2 separate regions of the Homo sapiens genome follow, and region 2 is linked to region 1. Evidence: read pairs that join two places in POLR2A ChIA-PET (ENCODE). Cell type or tissue: PC-9. All regions are shown on one strand.

Evidence for each region. ChIA-PET counts read pairs that join two places held together with the same protein. Peaks named below come from ENCODE experiments on the same cell type or tissue, not always from the same donor. Only the 100,000 strongest peaks of a DNase experiment are listed, where the experiment ranks them.
Region 2: POLR2A ChIA-PET joins it to region 1 with 11 read pairs; 3 of 35 experiments call an interaction of 5 or more read pairs at or near these places.

The regions. Positions count from the first base shown.
Region 1 is chr17:58,725,097-58,733,096 of GRCh38, reverse strand. RAD51C (RAD51 paralog C) reads right to left here. Exons shown (of 9, transcript NM_058216.3): 8 at 553-613. The region is part of intron 1 of LOC105371843 (a long non-coding RNA gene); the gene reads left to right. Among named protein-coding and RNA genes, the nearest start is that of PPM1E, 27 kb to the left of the region's middle. In PC-9, no CTCF peak of the experiment used is centred here; no DNase peak of the experiment used is centred here.
Region 2 is chr17:58,571,776-58,579,775 of GRCh38, reverse strand. TEX14 (testis expressed 14, intercellular bridge forming factor) reads left to right here. Exons shown (of 32, transcript NM_031272.5): 20 at 45-111; 21 at 2,320-2,401; 22 at 5,527-5,589; 23 at 6,468-6,595; 24 at 7,650-7,855. LOC107985048 (a long non-coding RNA gene) reads right to left here and starts at 6,003. Exons shown (of 3, transcript XR_001752952.2): 1 at 5,513-6,003; 2 at 4,892-5,000; 3 at 1-946. In PC-9, CTCF peaks have their summits at 1,752 and 1,951 (motif pointing left); DNase peaks (open chromatin) are centred at 1,965 and 4,115; H3K27ac peaks cover 1,120 bases.

The DNA of each region.
Region 1 (8,000 bases):
CTGCAGTGAGCCAAGATTGCACCGCTGCACTCCAGCCTGGGCGACGCAGAGACTCCATCTCAAAAAAAAAGAGATGCCAAAAATATATTTGGCTCAACACTATTGATAAATATGCATATTTCAGCCAAAAAATGTGTGTTCTATGATGTAAATTCACAGAAGAATTAACATCTTAAAGTGGGCTATATTTGGTGCTACAATAGATCTATAATACCTACAGACCAAAATAAGTAATGTTAGTATTTTTTCTTTTCTGGAAATCTTCAACAACTTTCACTTTAAAGATTTTTAATATCCTGACATTACATATGGCATGGAACACACTACCCCAAAATAAGTATTTCCTCTGCTCTTAAGAATAAATTTCAGTCCATTTGTGACTACAATATTCTGTATATACTACTATTTTGGGGACAATGTTCTAAGCATCAAAAGCTGTCCTCAAATATGCTTGCTGCCTACAGAAGTTGACAGAAGCAAGTTGTAAATTCTCTCTTTAGATAATTACCGCCCATCAATATCAAAATCCCACTCTAATCAAATAATACTGACTTTGATTTGAAACAGTACTGTGCATTCCTTCTGGCTGGGTGACTTGTACAATGTTGCCAACCTGCTTAAAGAAAAAGAATAAATACATACAAACACATGAACTTAATTAATTAAAAGTTCAGATGACCAAACTCATTATTTAAATGTATAGGTTTATTATATTAATAATTCTATTTTTTCTCTAAGAACACAAAAAGGAGAGAAATATTAAAAATACACCCTTCAAATTACCCGTATGTATATAACAGAGTTTATATGAAATTTTAAAGCAACCTAAAAGTCCAATGACTGATTCAAATAAATTATTTTACATATGATGAGATATTACTTATGCTAAAAACTAAACGTGGAAGAAAATATTCAATGAGATAGGAAAGTATTAATAATATACTAAATAATAGTTATACTGTATTATCCCATATTTATAAGTATGTATACGCACATCTAAAAGAATTGATAGAAGACTACAATCAAGAAGTTAAAAGCTGTTATCACAAGGTAAAGGTTGCTTGCTTATATTTTCCAAACTGTCTGCAGTAATCATGTTTTTTTAATTATTGCTGAAGAATTATGATAATTTCTTATACTACAAATGAGAAACACTTACTCATATTACACCCAATAAAAATAGCTAGGACGACATTGTTTTAAAATGATGCACCTAGGCATGGTGGCTCATGTCTGTAATCCCAGCTCTTTAGGAGGGCAAGGCATGAGGATCACTTGAGACCAGGAGTTTGAAGCCATCCTGGGCAACATAGTGAGACCCCCATCTCTACAAAAATAATAATATAAAATGATTATGTCCCAAAAATAAGTCATGACAGAACAAGATCTGCTTAGGTGGGATTTTATTATGTCTTATACAATTAATATAAAACTGAAAGCTAAAAGTAGCTGAGAAATAAATTTCTAAGCTCTTATTAACTATATTCAAGTACTGTAACAGCAACAAATATAAACAAAAACCTTTAAGACTGCTTTTTGGCTGGGCGCGGTGGCTCACGCCTGCAATCCCAGCACTTTGGGAGGCCAAGGCAGGCAGATCACCTGAGGTCGGGAGTTCGAGACCAGCCTGACCAACATGGAGAAACCCCATCTCTACTAAAAATACAAAATTAGCCGGGTGTGGTGGCGCATGCCTGTAATCCCAGCTACTCGGGAGGCTGAGGCAGGAGAATCGCTTGAACCTGTGAGGCAGAGGTTGCGGTGAGCTGAGATCATGCCATTGCACTCCAGCCTGGGCAAAAAAGAGTGAAACTCCATCTCAAAAAAAAAAAAAAAAACTGCTTTTAAGAATTACTTTAAAACTGATACACTGTAACTTATTCACAATAGCCAGAAGGTGGAAGCAACCCAAGTGTGCATCCACAGATGAATAAACAAAATGTGGTATGTACATACAATGGAATATGCAGACTTAAGGAAGAAAATTCTGACACATGCTACAACATAAATGAGCCTTGAAGACATTATACTAAGTGAAATAAGCCAGTCACATCAGAACAAGTATTATATGATTCCAATTATATGGGGTTGCTAGAGGAGTAAAATTCAGAGACAGAAGGTAGAATGGTGATTGTCAGGGGCTGGGGGTAAAAAAGAATGAGTTAGCATTTAATGGGTACAGAGTTTCAGTATGGGAAGATGAAAAAGGTCTGAAAATGGATGATGATGGCTGCACAATATGAATGTACCTAATGCCAGTGAACTATATGTAAACATAAAATGGTAAATTTTATGTTATATACATGTTTTAGCACAATGTAATGAAACTGATCTAAAAAATACAGATTCTAACCTAGAGGAAAATAAGATTCTCAGAGTTATAAGGGTCATTTACTTACACAAAATAGAATGATTTGTTTTCAAAGACAATTCAAAAAGGACATTTTGGCTATGATCTGTTACTCTCTTAATTTTGAAATTGCCCCTCTTCTCAGACACAATTCAAAAGAAAAACACAGACCAAAATACAGCAGAATCCAAAATGTTCTATACTCTGTAATTGCAACTTTAAACATAAATAATTGCTAAGTAATATGTAATACAAGAATAGCTATGTTGAGGCTGGGTGCGGTGGCTCACGCCTGTAATCCCAGCACTTTGGGAGGCTGAGGCAGGCAGATCACGAGGTCAGGAGTTCAAGACCAGCCTGGCCAACACGGTGAAACCCCCATCTCTACTAAAGATACAAAAAAAAAAAAAAAAAATTAGCTGGGCGTGGTGGCACGCACCTGTAATCCCAGCTACTGAGGAGGCTGAGGTAGGAGAATCACTTGAACTGGGGAGGTGGAGGTTGCAGTGAGCCGAGATCGTGCCTCTGCACTCCAGCCTGGGCGACAGGGCGAGACTCCATCTCAAAAAAAAAAAAAAAAAAGAACAGCTGTGTTGAGTGGAATTATAAACTTTTATAATTCCCTAGGGTTGATAATCTATCTTTAATGCAAAAATTCACAGAAAAAGAGAGGCAAGGTGTATTTTAACCTGCCTTATTAAGAAGTCATTTTTTGAATGATGAAAATCAGCTAGCCTTCTGAAAAATTGGTATCTAAATCACCTCATATCAACAGTATGTCCAAAAAAGGTGCCTAGTACATCTATCCTGAGGAAATTATTAAAAAGTGAAAAGCTTTTAAGAAGCATTTACATGCTTGTTAAGAATCCTAAAGTCGGCCGGGCACAGTGGCTCATGTCTATAATCCAGCACTTTGGGAGGCTGAGGTGGGCAGGTCACTTGAGGTCAGGCATCCGAGACCAGCCTGGTCAAAATGGTGAAACCCTGTCTCTACTAAAAATACAAAAGTTAGCCAAGTGTGGTGGCGCATGCCTATAATCCCAGCTACTTGGGAGGCTGAGGCAAGAGAATCACTTGAATCAGGGAGGTGGAGGTTGCAGGGAGCCGATATGGCGCCACTGCACTCCAGCCTGGGTGACAGAGTGAGACTCCATCTCAAAAAACAAAACAAAACAAAAAAAGAATCCTAAAGTCAAAGGGGCATTAATTATTCAGGTTGAAAATCATCCTCAGGCCGGGCGCGGTGGCTCACACCTGTAATCCCAGCCCTTTGGGAGGCCGAGGTGGATCACCTGAGGTCGAGAATTCGAGGCCAGCCTGACCAACATGGAGAAACCCCATCTCAACTAAAAATACAAAAAATTAGCCAGGCGTGGTGGTGCATGCCTGTAATCCCAGCTACTCGGGAGGCTGAGGCAGAAGAATCGATTGAACCCGGGAGGCCGAGGTTGTAGTGAGCTGAGATTGCGCCACTGCACTCCAGCCTGGGCAACAAAAGCGAAACTCCATCTCAAAAACAAAACCAAACAAAACAAAAAAATCATCCTCAAATTTCTAGGTAAAAATACCACTTTTATGCATCATGTCTCTTCAGAGATCTTTTAAAATGAAAACTAAACCAAAGAATCACTTGGCTCATGGCCCCAGCTGAGATGTAGCTTAACATATGGCTGAACTACATAGTTTGGGTCAGGAAGAAATAAGACAGAAGCACAATTTGTGCTCTAAAACTGAGCACACATATGAAACACTGTGTGGGGGTGTTGATTTATTACTCCACTCTACCACCAGATCGTCTTGGCAAAGAGTAGTGTAATTCTGAATAATCTTGGCCTCATATAACCATGAATATGCAAATTGGAGGAAAACTCACATAATATAAGGACATAGACAAAAGTATTTCTTTTAATAACTGTTGGAATATTATTCCATCATTAGTCTAAGGGTAAAAATCAGGTGTTACTGGTGAAGGACAGGGGCTGGGGCATGAGACAGCACACCTAAGTTCAATGCCCAATATAATTTGGCTATTCAAGATTTTTAGTTTCTGGACGGGTGCTGTGGCTCACGCCTATAATCCCAGTACTTTAGGAGGCCGAGGTAGGTGGACTGACTGAGTTTAGGAGTTCGAGGCCAGCCTGGGCAACACGGCAAAACCCCATCTCTACAAAAATTACAAAAATTAGCTGGGTGTGGTGGTACATGCCTGTGGTCCCAGCTACTTGGGAGGCTGAGGTGGGAGGACTGCTTGAGCCCAGGAGGTTGAGGTTGCAGTGAGCTGAGATTGCACCACTGCACTCTAGCCTGGGCAACAGAGTGAGATCCTGTCTCAAAAAAAAAAAGAAAAAAAAAAAAGATTTTTAGTCTTCCTCTCCAAATGAAAAATGTTCATTTTTATAACTATTTTTCCCTGATATGAATTTCTATTTCCATCCTTTTAAAATAACCTAAAATTTAAAAAGCATAAAGCATACAAAATTTCATGCAACTTTTTTTTTTTTTGAGACAGAGTCTTACTCTGCTGCCCAGGCTGGAGTGCAGTGGTGCAATCTTGGCTCACTGCAACCTCTGCCTCCTGGGTTCAAGTGATTCTCCTACCTCAGCCTCCTGAGTAGTTGGGATTACAGGTGCCCGCCACCATGCCTGGCTAATTTTTTTGTATTTTTAGTAGAGACACAGTTTCCCCATATTGGCCAGGCTGGTCTAGAACTCCCAACCTCAGGTGATCCACCTGCCTTGGCCTCCCAAAGTGCTGGGATTACAGGTGTCAGCCACTGCGCCCGGCCTCATGTAACTTTTTTTTTTTTTTTAATATCTTAGAGATGGGGTCCCATTTTGCGGCCCAGCCTGAAGTATAATAGCTCAATCATAGCTCACTGCCACCCTGACTTCCAGGGCTCAAGTGATTTTCCCAACTCTGGCCTCCCAAACAGCTAGAACTATAGGTGTGCACCACCACACCTGGCTAATTTTTTATTATCTATAGAGGTGGTGTCTTGCCATTTCGGCCAGGCTGTTCTCCAACTTCTGGGCTCAAGTTCATGCAACTTTAACAACTTAAAGATGTCAGGTTTCAAATGATAAAGAACAAAACTACTTTAATGCTATTAAATGAGGTCAATTTATTTTGATTACATAAAGTATGTACATTATTTATCATATATCCACAGCCCGAAAAAAAAAAGTTTGAAGAAAAAAGATTTTACCTAAAAAAAGGAGTAAGCTACATATTCAGATTGGCTGGCAATCAACACAATACTACAATTACCTTCTAGAAACAGTTATTATAGAAGAAAAGAAATGAACTCCATAAAGTCAGCTATGGCCGAGTGCGGTGGCTCATGCCTGTAATCCCAGCACTTTGAGAGGCTGAGGTGGGCAGGTCACCTGACATCAGGAGTTCAAGACCAGCCTGGCCAACATAGTGAAATCCCACCTCTACTAAAAATACAAAATTAGCAAGGTGTGGTGGCAGGCGCCTACAATCCCAGCTACTCGGCAGGCTGAGACAAGAGAATCACTTGACCCCAGGAAGTGGAGGTTGAAGTGAGCCAAGATCTCGCCATTGCACCCCAGCCTGGGCAAAAAGAGCGAAACTCCCTCTCAAAAAAAAAAAAAAGTTTATAAGGCCGGGTGCGGTGGCTCATGCCTGTAATCCCAGCACTTTGGGAGGCCGAGGCGGGTGGATCACGAGGTCAGAAGATCGAGACCATCCTGGCTAACACGGTGAAACCCCGTCTCTACTAAAAATACAAAAAATTAGCTGGGCGTGGTGGCAGGCGCCTGTAGTACCAGCTACTCGGGAGGCTGAGGCAGGAGAATGGCGTGAACCTGGGAGGCAGAGCTTGCAGTGAGCCGAGATCGCGCCACTGCACTCCAGCCTGGGCGACAGAGCGAGACTCCGTCTCAAAAAAAATAAAAAAGTTTATAAAGTCAGCTATAAAATGTAGATAATACTATTTTCAGTCTACAGCCATACCACCCTGAATGTGCCTGATCTCATCTGGTAACACTATTTCAAAGATTTACGTGGAAAATAACATGAAATTATATATATACACACACATATACATACGTATATGTATATACATCTATACGTATACGTATATACATCTATACGTATACACATATATACATACACGTATATACATATATACATCTATATGTATACACATATATACATATGTATATACATCTATACTTATACACATATATACATATGTATATACATCTATACGTATACACATATATACATATGTATATACATCTATACGTATACACATATATACATATGTATATACATCTATACGTATACACATATATACATATAATCTATATATATACACATATATACATACACGTATATATGTACACATATATACATACAGTGCTTTGCACAATAAAGGACAGTTAAGAAATATTCAATAAATAGTAGCTATTATTTACTACTTATTCAGTTAACCTTTCTGGGCCTTGGTTTTCTTTTAATAATAATAGGTATACATTCTGCAAATAATTATTGAAAAGATTATCTGAAATGTTATATTTAAAGTGCCTAGTAAAATACCTAGCACAAGCAAGCACTCACTAAAATGAGAGTATGAAAAATAAATAAAATAAAAATAAGAATTAAAAAAATGATCTTATGAGATGTAGAAAAAATATTATAGAACAGCAGATTTCCCCCAATCTATCTATATTCAGTGTTGGTGTTGTACATCATTTTCTTGTTTTTTTTTTTTTTTTTTGCAGGGGGTGGATGGAGTCTCACTCTGTAACCAGGCTGGAGGGCAGTGGCACAATCTTGGCTCACTGCAACCTCCGCCTCCTGGGTTCAAGTGATTCTCCTGCCTCAGCCTCCTGAGTAGCTGGGACTAAAGGTGTGTGCCATCACGCCCAGCTAATTTTTTATTTTTAGTAGAGATGGGGTTTCACCATGTTGGCCAGGATGGTCTTGATCTCTTGACCCCATGATCCACCTACCTCAGCCTCCCAAAGTGATGAGATTACAGGTGTGAGCCACTGCATCCGGCCATGTACTTTAGTTTCTAATTTCTTGGGAAGGATTTGTAAGAAGGTGAATTCATACAATGGTTAACTCATGGTAAGCGTGATTTTCTGATCTCTTGGATAACTTATCAATGCTAACTTCTAGAACTTGACAAAGAAGGCAAACTTTTCCTCCTGTTGAGTTCATAAAAAGATGAAATATCTTGCTCTGTTCCTATTATTTTTCTTCTTAAATGCATTTTATTAGTAAATATTTAATTATAGTCTGAAGAAGACTACTGTATACTAACTCAGGCGTAATTCCTATGAAAAAATAAATGACGGAATGTGCTTTACAGAATAACCTAAAACTGGGAAAGTATAAGCAATATGTTCAAAAGACAGCTGGAGAACTGTTGCCAAATCTTTACAATAAGGTTTGGTGCCGAGAAAATAACTCCTTTTGTGACTCTAGTATACAGCAACTTACTTACAAAACTAGGAGGAACTACCTTAAATTGTGATCATAGAAAAAAAATTAGGGGGAGGATTTACCAGTCATACTGGTTTAGAGTAAAAAATGTGTTTAAATTAGGGGGCGACAGTCAATAGTAAAGCACTACGTATTGTGGGGGAAAAAAAACACTACCTGAGCTCTTTG
Region 2 (8,000 bases), 150 kb after region 1:
TCCAGTGAACCTCCTTTCTTTGCTTTTCTTTTGTTCTTTTTTAGACCTCGAGTCCCATAGAAGAGGACTTTGAAGGAATACAAGGTGCATTTGCCCAACCTCAAGTCTCTGGTAATAAGCCCTTAGGGAAGATTCCTTGAGAATCACTTCCCTTAAATTTCTTCTGTTGGATCACAGATGTTTAGAGCTGGGGGGATCCTGAGGGACAGCCTCGTCCAAACCTTTCATTATATGGTTGAGAAAACCAAGGTTCAATGATTTCTCCTCAATAGAACAAATCCCTTCCTCCTCACCAACCTCATGACATCCACGTGTTGTATTATTTATACCTCCCCTTGCATTTTTATAGCAAATGTTGTTGTAGTCACTGCTTTTTCCCCCTTTGGTCTCTCAAGCTTTCAGGCTCCTTGGTGTGCCACATAGCAAGTGCAGTTATCTTTGCTAAGCTGACCTGGGGGATTTGCCCAAGCTACATAGCTAGTTATTAACATAACAAAATTAGAACTAGGTTTTCATGTATTTCTTCTCCCCAGAAGGCAGTGTCACCAGCATTTTCCTTTGCTTGCTTAGCATCTTAGCAAAGAGTTAGTAACAGTTAACAATGCAGATTCAACTTAACATCTACCACTTGGGAGGCCTTGGGTTCTATATAACTTAGCAGGGGCTTTCTTTTAGATGAGAAGGTAGCCTTGGATCAGTAGCCAGGGATGTGGCACCAGACAGATATAAGTTAACTGTTGGCTTTGTTACATTTTTAAAATTGTGTACTCTTGTTCTTTTAAGGTATGTACTCATCTATTTTAAAAGTAGAGTTATCCACCTACCAACCTGTGTAGCTATCCATGGTCATGTCTCAACCGTCTAAACCCAAACAGCGTAGTGTTATGAACTTACTCCCTTCTTCCACTGCATACTCCAGCTTCCAACTGTAACCTTGTGAAGGCCCCTGCCAGAGTTGGGAGCATTTTAAGAAGCTGTAAGCTTTTAGATCAACTTTTACTTAAAGTCTCAGCATAATATGTATTAAAAGTCTCCAGAGCCTTGGGCCACCCACCTCTTCCTGCAGAGCCTCTTTTTTGGACCTGCCTTGTATGTGGCCACTTAACTTGTATGTGGAGGTGAGTTGAGTGGGATGGAAAAGTTTAGGGCAGACAGGTCAGATAACCAGAGCTAGTTTAATACAGACACATGAAGTATGTGAAAAAGTCTCTGATTTCTACTCCATTCACTTCTTTCTGCCCCTCTCTGCCCCCTTTTCCTTCTACTGTTCTGATATATATCCCCTTCCACATGAGAGGACACAACAGGGGTACAGGATGCAGCATGCTAGGTTCCAAGACCCATTCTGCCACTGACTTTTTCTGCATAACCTTCAGCAAGTCACTTCACCCCAGGGCCCTACTTTCCCCTGGTATAAAGTAAAGGAGAGGGTCGGACTCTAAAGTCTCTAAGCTCTAAATGTTGCTTCTTAGGAATTAGTTTATGCTTTCTGGATATTTATCATTTTAAAAGGGTCAGAGGAAGAGGAACCCCCAATGTCTCTCCACTGGTGGGGTTTCAGAGCTCCTTGGTAGCTGTGAAAGGTGGCATTGTTCTGATGGGCCTTCTTAGTGTCTACCAGACCACCTGGACCTAAGGAATGGGATGGGGGTGGGGGAGTCATAGGCATTTGGAAACAGGGCTGGATGCTCCATCTGCCCCCTTCTTTATTAACTAGGACAGTACAGTGGTGGGAAGGAAAATGGATACTGGCCCTGCCTGCCTGGAGCAAAGCATCTTACTGAGAACTGGGGAGGAGTAACTTCAGATAACTTGATGCCAAGAAGAACAGAAGACAGTTGAATTAGCTCCTCAGTACTCAAGACCCCACGCCCACGCCCACGCCCACACCTAGTGTTTGATGGCCAAGTGGCATAGTTAGAGTTCGGGGCTGTTTAGTTAACAAACAGTTCTTGTTTTCAACGCCCCCTGGCGTCTGTTGACAGGAACCGGGTCAGTTTGCCTTCTTAAAAAGACAAAACAACATTTGTCTTCAGAAATAACTGTGGTTATAACTGAAAGGCCAGTAAATAGCTTGATTGTATTCTGAGTGTCAGAATATAGTTCTGTGCTCTGAGCAAGGAAAATAAACTTTCAGAGCAAAAACCTCTTCTACAGCACTCAATCCAAACCCAATTAGGGCAGCACTTTGTTTATCCAGATTATTTCTAATTCTGGACCAGACCAAGGGACATTCTAGGGAATGGTGACAATAATTTGGGTTGACAAAGATTCAGTAAAAAAAAATATATATATATATTTTTAACTTTATTCTTTCAGGTGAGGAAAAGTTCCAAATGAGAAAAATTCTTGGAAAGAATGCTGAGATTTTGCCCAGGTCTCAATTTCAACCTGTACGAAGGTATGGGCTATTATTATCTTATGCAGTTTCAAACTCATAGATGCAATGTTAAATGGTGATAATGCTCCGTGTTTATATATTGCTTGTCTTCAGATGTATTAGCTACTATCTTATAAAAGTTAGCTTTGGGCAGCTTAGCTGTGTTAGGACTTGTGCAGTAGAATTTGAGGGATTGAGTCATCACCTTTACTTAGATCTGACTCTGACTTTCTGTTCATGTGACCTTGTCAAGGTTCTCAACCCCTCTATTCTATTTTCCCATCTGTGAAGCAGGGATAAGAATCCTTACTGAGAATGTTGACAATAGGAACTTAAAGTAATAATATAACTCCTGGGCATTTATCCCAGAGAGATGAAAATTTACATTTACACAGAAATACATACAGGAACGTTTATAACAAATTTATCCATAATACCTCCAAACTGGAAACCCGGATGTCCTTCACCAAGTAAATGATTAAACAGACTTTGGTACATCCATACCATTGAGTGCTTGCTACTCAGCAGTAAAAAGAAATAAACTATTGATACATGCAACAACTTGGCTAAATTTCCAGAGAATTATGCTGAGTAGGAAAAGCAATCCCAAAAAGTTATTTACTGTGTGATTCCATTAATATAACATTCTTGAAATGACAAAATTATAAAAATAAAGAACAGATGAGTGGTTGCCAGGGGTTAAGGAAGGGGTGGGGAAAGGAGGGAAGCAGGCATAGCTGTAAACCAGAAATATCTTTGTGGTAGTAGAAATGTTCTGTATCTTGACTGTATCAATGTCAATATCCTGGTTGTGATACTGTCCTATAGATTTGCAAGATGTTACCACTGGGATAAAGTGGGTAAAGTGTATTTTCTTTTTCTTGAGATAGAATTTCACTCTTGTTGTGTGATCTCAGCTCACTGCAGTGGCGTGATCTCAGCTCACTGCAGTGGCGTGATCTCAGCTCACTGCAACCTCCACCTCCCGGGTTCAAGTGATTCTCCTGCCCCAGCCTCCCAAGTAGCGGAATTATAGGCATGTGCCACCACACCTGGCTAATTTTGTATTTTTAGTAGAGATGGGGTTTCACCATGTTGGCCAGGTTGATCTCGAACTCTTGACCTCAGGTGATCCACCTGCCTCGGCCTCCCAAAGTGCTGGGATTACAGGCGTGAGCCACCGCATTCAGCCAGTAAAGTGTATTTCTTACAATTGCATGTGAATCTACAATTATCTCAAAAGAAAAGTTTAAAAAATTCATAATTGTTATAACGTATCTGGCACAATAACATTCAATTTATTTTATTCTCTCTGGGCCTCAGTTTCCTTAATTATAATTATTGTAGCTAGTATTTCCTAAATATCTAGCATATGCCAGGCACTCTGTTTCATTGTCTGATTTAATCCACATAACAACCCTGTGAGGCACATACCATTGCCTCCATTTGCCAGTAAAGAAAGCAAAGTTCAGAGAGTTTAAATATTTTTTTCTAAGGTCACTCAGCTAGTCAGTCAGGATAGACTAGATTATGCTATATATAGTAAACAACTCCCAAATTTTAGTGGTTTAAAACAACAAGTTTCTTCTTTGCTCCTGCTTCATGTCCATGGCTCATGGGTTGGCCAGGAATGTTCTGTGCTATATTGCCTTCTATCAGACTTAGGCTGAGGGAGGCCCCATTTTTGTGCTTCCTTGATTGCTAAGGCAGGAAAAATGGAACACGGTGAGTTGTGTACTGGCTGTTAAAGTTTCTGCCCAGAAGTGACTCATCACTTTCACTCATATTTTATTGGTTAAAACAAGTTCTGTGGTCATTTATGTAAATCAAGAGGGCCAAAAAGTCCTGTTGTATTATTTAGAAGGAGAAACAAACATTTTTGGTAACAGAATTAATAAAGTCACAACTCAACCCCAAATCCATGATCTTTCATTTATATCACTGGTCTCAGAGGATTTTTGCAAGGATTAAAAATGTGAAGGACAGGCACAGTGGCTCACACCTGTAATCTTAGCACTTTGGGAGGCCGAGGCAGGCAGATCACCTGAGGTCAGGAGTTTGAGATCAGCCTGACCAACATGGAGAAACCCCGTCTCTACTAAAAATACAGAAAATTAGCCGGGCGTGGTGGCGCATGCCTGTAATGCCAGCTACTTGGGAGGCTGAGGCAGGAGAATCACTTGAACCCAGGAGGCGAAGGTTGCAGTGAGCTGAGATCGCGCCATTGCACTCCAGCCTGGGCAACAAGAGTGAGACTCCATCTCAAAAAAAAAAAAAAAAAAGTGAAAACATGGAAGGATTTAGCATGGGATCTGCCTTATAGTTAATGTTCAGTGAGTACTGACATTGAATCTTAAATATTGGTTAAAGTAGAAACAGGTCAAGTTTGTCTTCACTATTCTGGCCATTTTTTGGTACAAGCCTCTCTGGCCTCTCCTGGTACACTATGCCAGGAAGCTTCTTACAGGTGCTGAGGCCTCATGGCTGTGCCCCTTTGCTCCAATATCTTACCTCCCAGCAAAGTTCCTGTGCTCTGTTGATTTTCTCATGAATTTGCTCACAGTCGTATAGAGTCTTTAACTGATTTCAGAGCTGACCCTTAGAGAGTATTTATTCAACTCTGGAGAGAAAAATGAGGCCCAGACATGTCAGAGAACTCGCAGCTAGTAGTACAGCCAGAACCAGAACTCACACTTTTTTTTTTTTTTTTTTTTTTTTTTGGAGATGGAGTCTCATTCTTGCTGCCCAGGCTGGAGTGCAATGGCGCGATCTCAGCTCACTGCAACCTCCGCCTCCTGGGTTCAAGCAATTCCTGTCTCAGCCTCCCGAGTAGCTGGAACTACAGGCACGTGCTACCAAGCCCAGCTAATTTTTGTATTTTTAGTAGAGACGGGGTTTCACCATGTTGGCCAGGATGGTCTCGATCTGTTGACCTCGTGACCCACCCGCTTTGGCCTCCCAAAGTGCTGGGATTACAGACGTGAGCCAACGTGCCTGGCACAGAACTCACACTTTCTACTCCTGAGCTTAGTGCCCTTTCCTCTGCGTCTCACACTGGGCTGATCAACTGGTTCCTTGTAGCAAGTAGTTAGTGTACTTTGTTCACAGAGGGGATTTATGTAATTTTCTTACTTTCTTTCTCACAGTACTGAAGATGAACAAGAAGAGACATCAAAGGAGTCACCAAAGGAACTGAAAGAGAAAGACATGTATGATCACCAAAGAGAATGCCTAGGGATGCTTGTGTAAAGTCTTGGTTTTAAGGGAATAGTATATTCTTGTTTGTAAGGATCTTTCCATTTTTACGTGTAGACTTAATGTGAGTATGCTGCTTCTTTCACCAAAAAGTTGTTATCAAATTGGTGATATGATTTATAACTAATAGCAGCTTACACTCAAGGAAATGTAGTGATGATAATAATAATCATAATAATAATAAGTTTACGCTTAAGGTAGATTAAATCTGTTTTCCACGTAAATATCCTGGAAATATGGAATATTTCATCTATGGAAATAGTTTATTTTTAGCTGCTGATATGTTTAAAGTTACAGTATCTAGCAAAGAAAGTCTCTATGGTGCCAGGTGTGGTGGCTCATGCCTGTAATCCCAGCACTTTGGGAGGCTGAGGTGGGCGGATCACCTGAGATCAGGAGTTCGTGACCAGCCTGGCCAACATGGTAAAATCCCATCTCTACTAAAAATACTAAAATTAGCCAGGCATGGTGGCACACGCTTGTAGTCCCAGCTACCCAGGAGGCTGAGGCAGGAGAATCACTTGAACCCGGGAGGCGGAGGTTGCAGTGAGCCGAGATCATGCCATTGCACTCCATCCTGGGTGACAAGAGCAAAACTCTGTCCCTGCCGCCAAAAAAAAGTCTCTTTGGTAATAAAGTTACAATCTCTTTTAAATATGTTCTCTAATATTCTCTTTAAGATACATAAGATGTTCTAAGATATTCTCTAATTCTGGCCTATTGCCACATACAAATTTTGTTAAGATTATACTTAAAAAGTACCTCTCAGGAATATATTGTTTGATTTTTCTAGTCATCTTCTCATCATTACTGTGTGCTCTTAATTCTTTAGATCATTGACGGATATTCAAGACCTGTCTAGTATCTCCTATGAACCAGACAGCTCTTTTAAGGAAGCTTCATGCAAAACACCCAAAATAAACCATGCACCTACCAGTGTCAGCACTCCACTCAGCCCAGGTAATCACAGGGAAGAGAAGTGTTTGGGGAGAAGGACTTACAGCCCCAGCCCATTGTCTCTGGGAAGCCAAGCCGTGGTATCAGAGCTGGTGGCTGTGTTGTCATAGTGCAAAGGTTTTTCTTTAGGGCCAAAACTGGGTAATCCCATTGTAGGCCAGGGGGCGGGGTGATGGTGGTGGTGATTATTGGGCAGCCGTTAGGAGGTTTTGGTTAGAACTGCAGTGGTAAAGCCATGCAAATGCTACATCTCCTCTAAGCACTACTGAATTTAGTACAAAAACATTGAGCTTTGTAGAGTTTGCAACTTAAAACAGTACCTTGTGCTTAAACTTTATATAGTTCTTAAGTCCTGCAACCATATGCAACCAGCATCAAATATCCTCTCTTTAGTGGCCTTACTTCCAATATATTTGTGGTTTAAAAAATCACCGTTTATTTTATTTTGGTAAAGTTTAGAGGCCAAGTTTAGAGACTATTATTTTTTATACCATGAGGAGCTGTGTCTCAGATCAATGATTGTTTCAGTAATTTTTTTTTTTTTTTTTTTTAAAGACAGAGTCTCACTCTGTTGCCCAGGCCGGAGTGCAGTGGCGCAATCTCGGCTCACTGCAAGCTCCGCCTCCCGGGTTCATGCCATTCTCCTGCCTCAGCCTCCCGAGTAGCTGGGACTACAGGCGCCCGCCACCGCACCCAGCTAATGTTTTGTATTTTTAGTAGAGACAGGGTTTCACCGTGTTAGCCAGGATGGTCTTGATCTCCTGACCTCGTGATCCACCCACCTCGGCCTCCCACAAAGTGCTGGGATTACAGGCGTGAGCCACCGTACCCGGCCTTATTTCAGTTATTAACAATTTGGAAAATCCTTAGTATAGGTATAGGTTTGTGGGTTTGGATGTTTTGTTTGTTTGTTTGTTTGTTTGTTTGTTTTAATAATGTAAAAGATTCATTTCTGCACATCATATTGGGGCAGAAAAAACAAAAACAAAGGGAAAAAGGAAAAAAGGAGAAATAATATAAAGGATTCAGACAGTAACCTTCCGCTTTTCTCCAACAGGGTCCGTTTCTTCAGCTGCCAGTCAGTATAAAGACTGCCTTGAAAGTATCACATTTCAGGTTAAGACAGAGTTTGCCTCTTGCTGGAACAGTCAAGAATTTATTCAAACTTTGTCTGATGACTTTATAAGTGTCCGAGAGAGAGCAAAGAAACTGGATTCTCTCCTTACTTCCTCTGAAACTCCCCCTTCAAGACTGACTGGTCTTGTAAGTATATCAATTCCACGTTACAAACTCATGGAGTCAGCCCAAAGGGCCCAGTGACCCAAACTGCCAAGATTTCTCCAAATTCATTAAGAAAGCAAGAAATAAGCTGGGTCCTCTCCTGGCTTGCCTGGGACTCCTCTCTTGA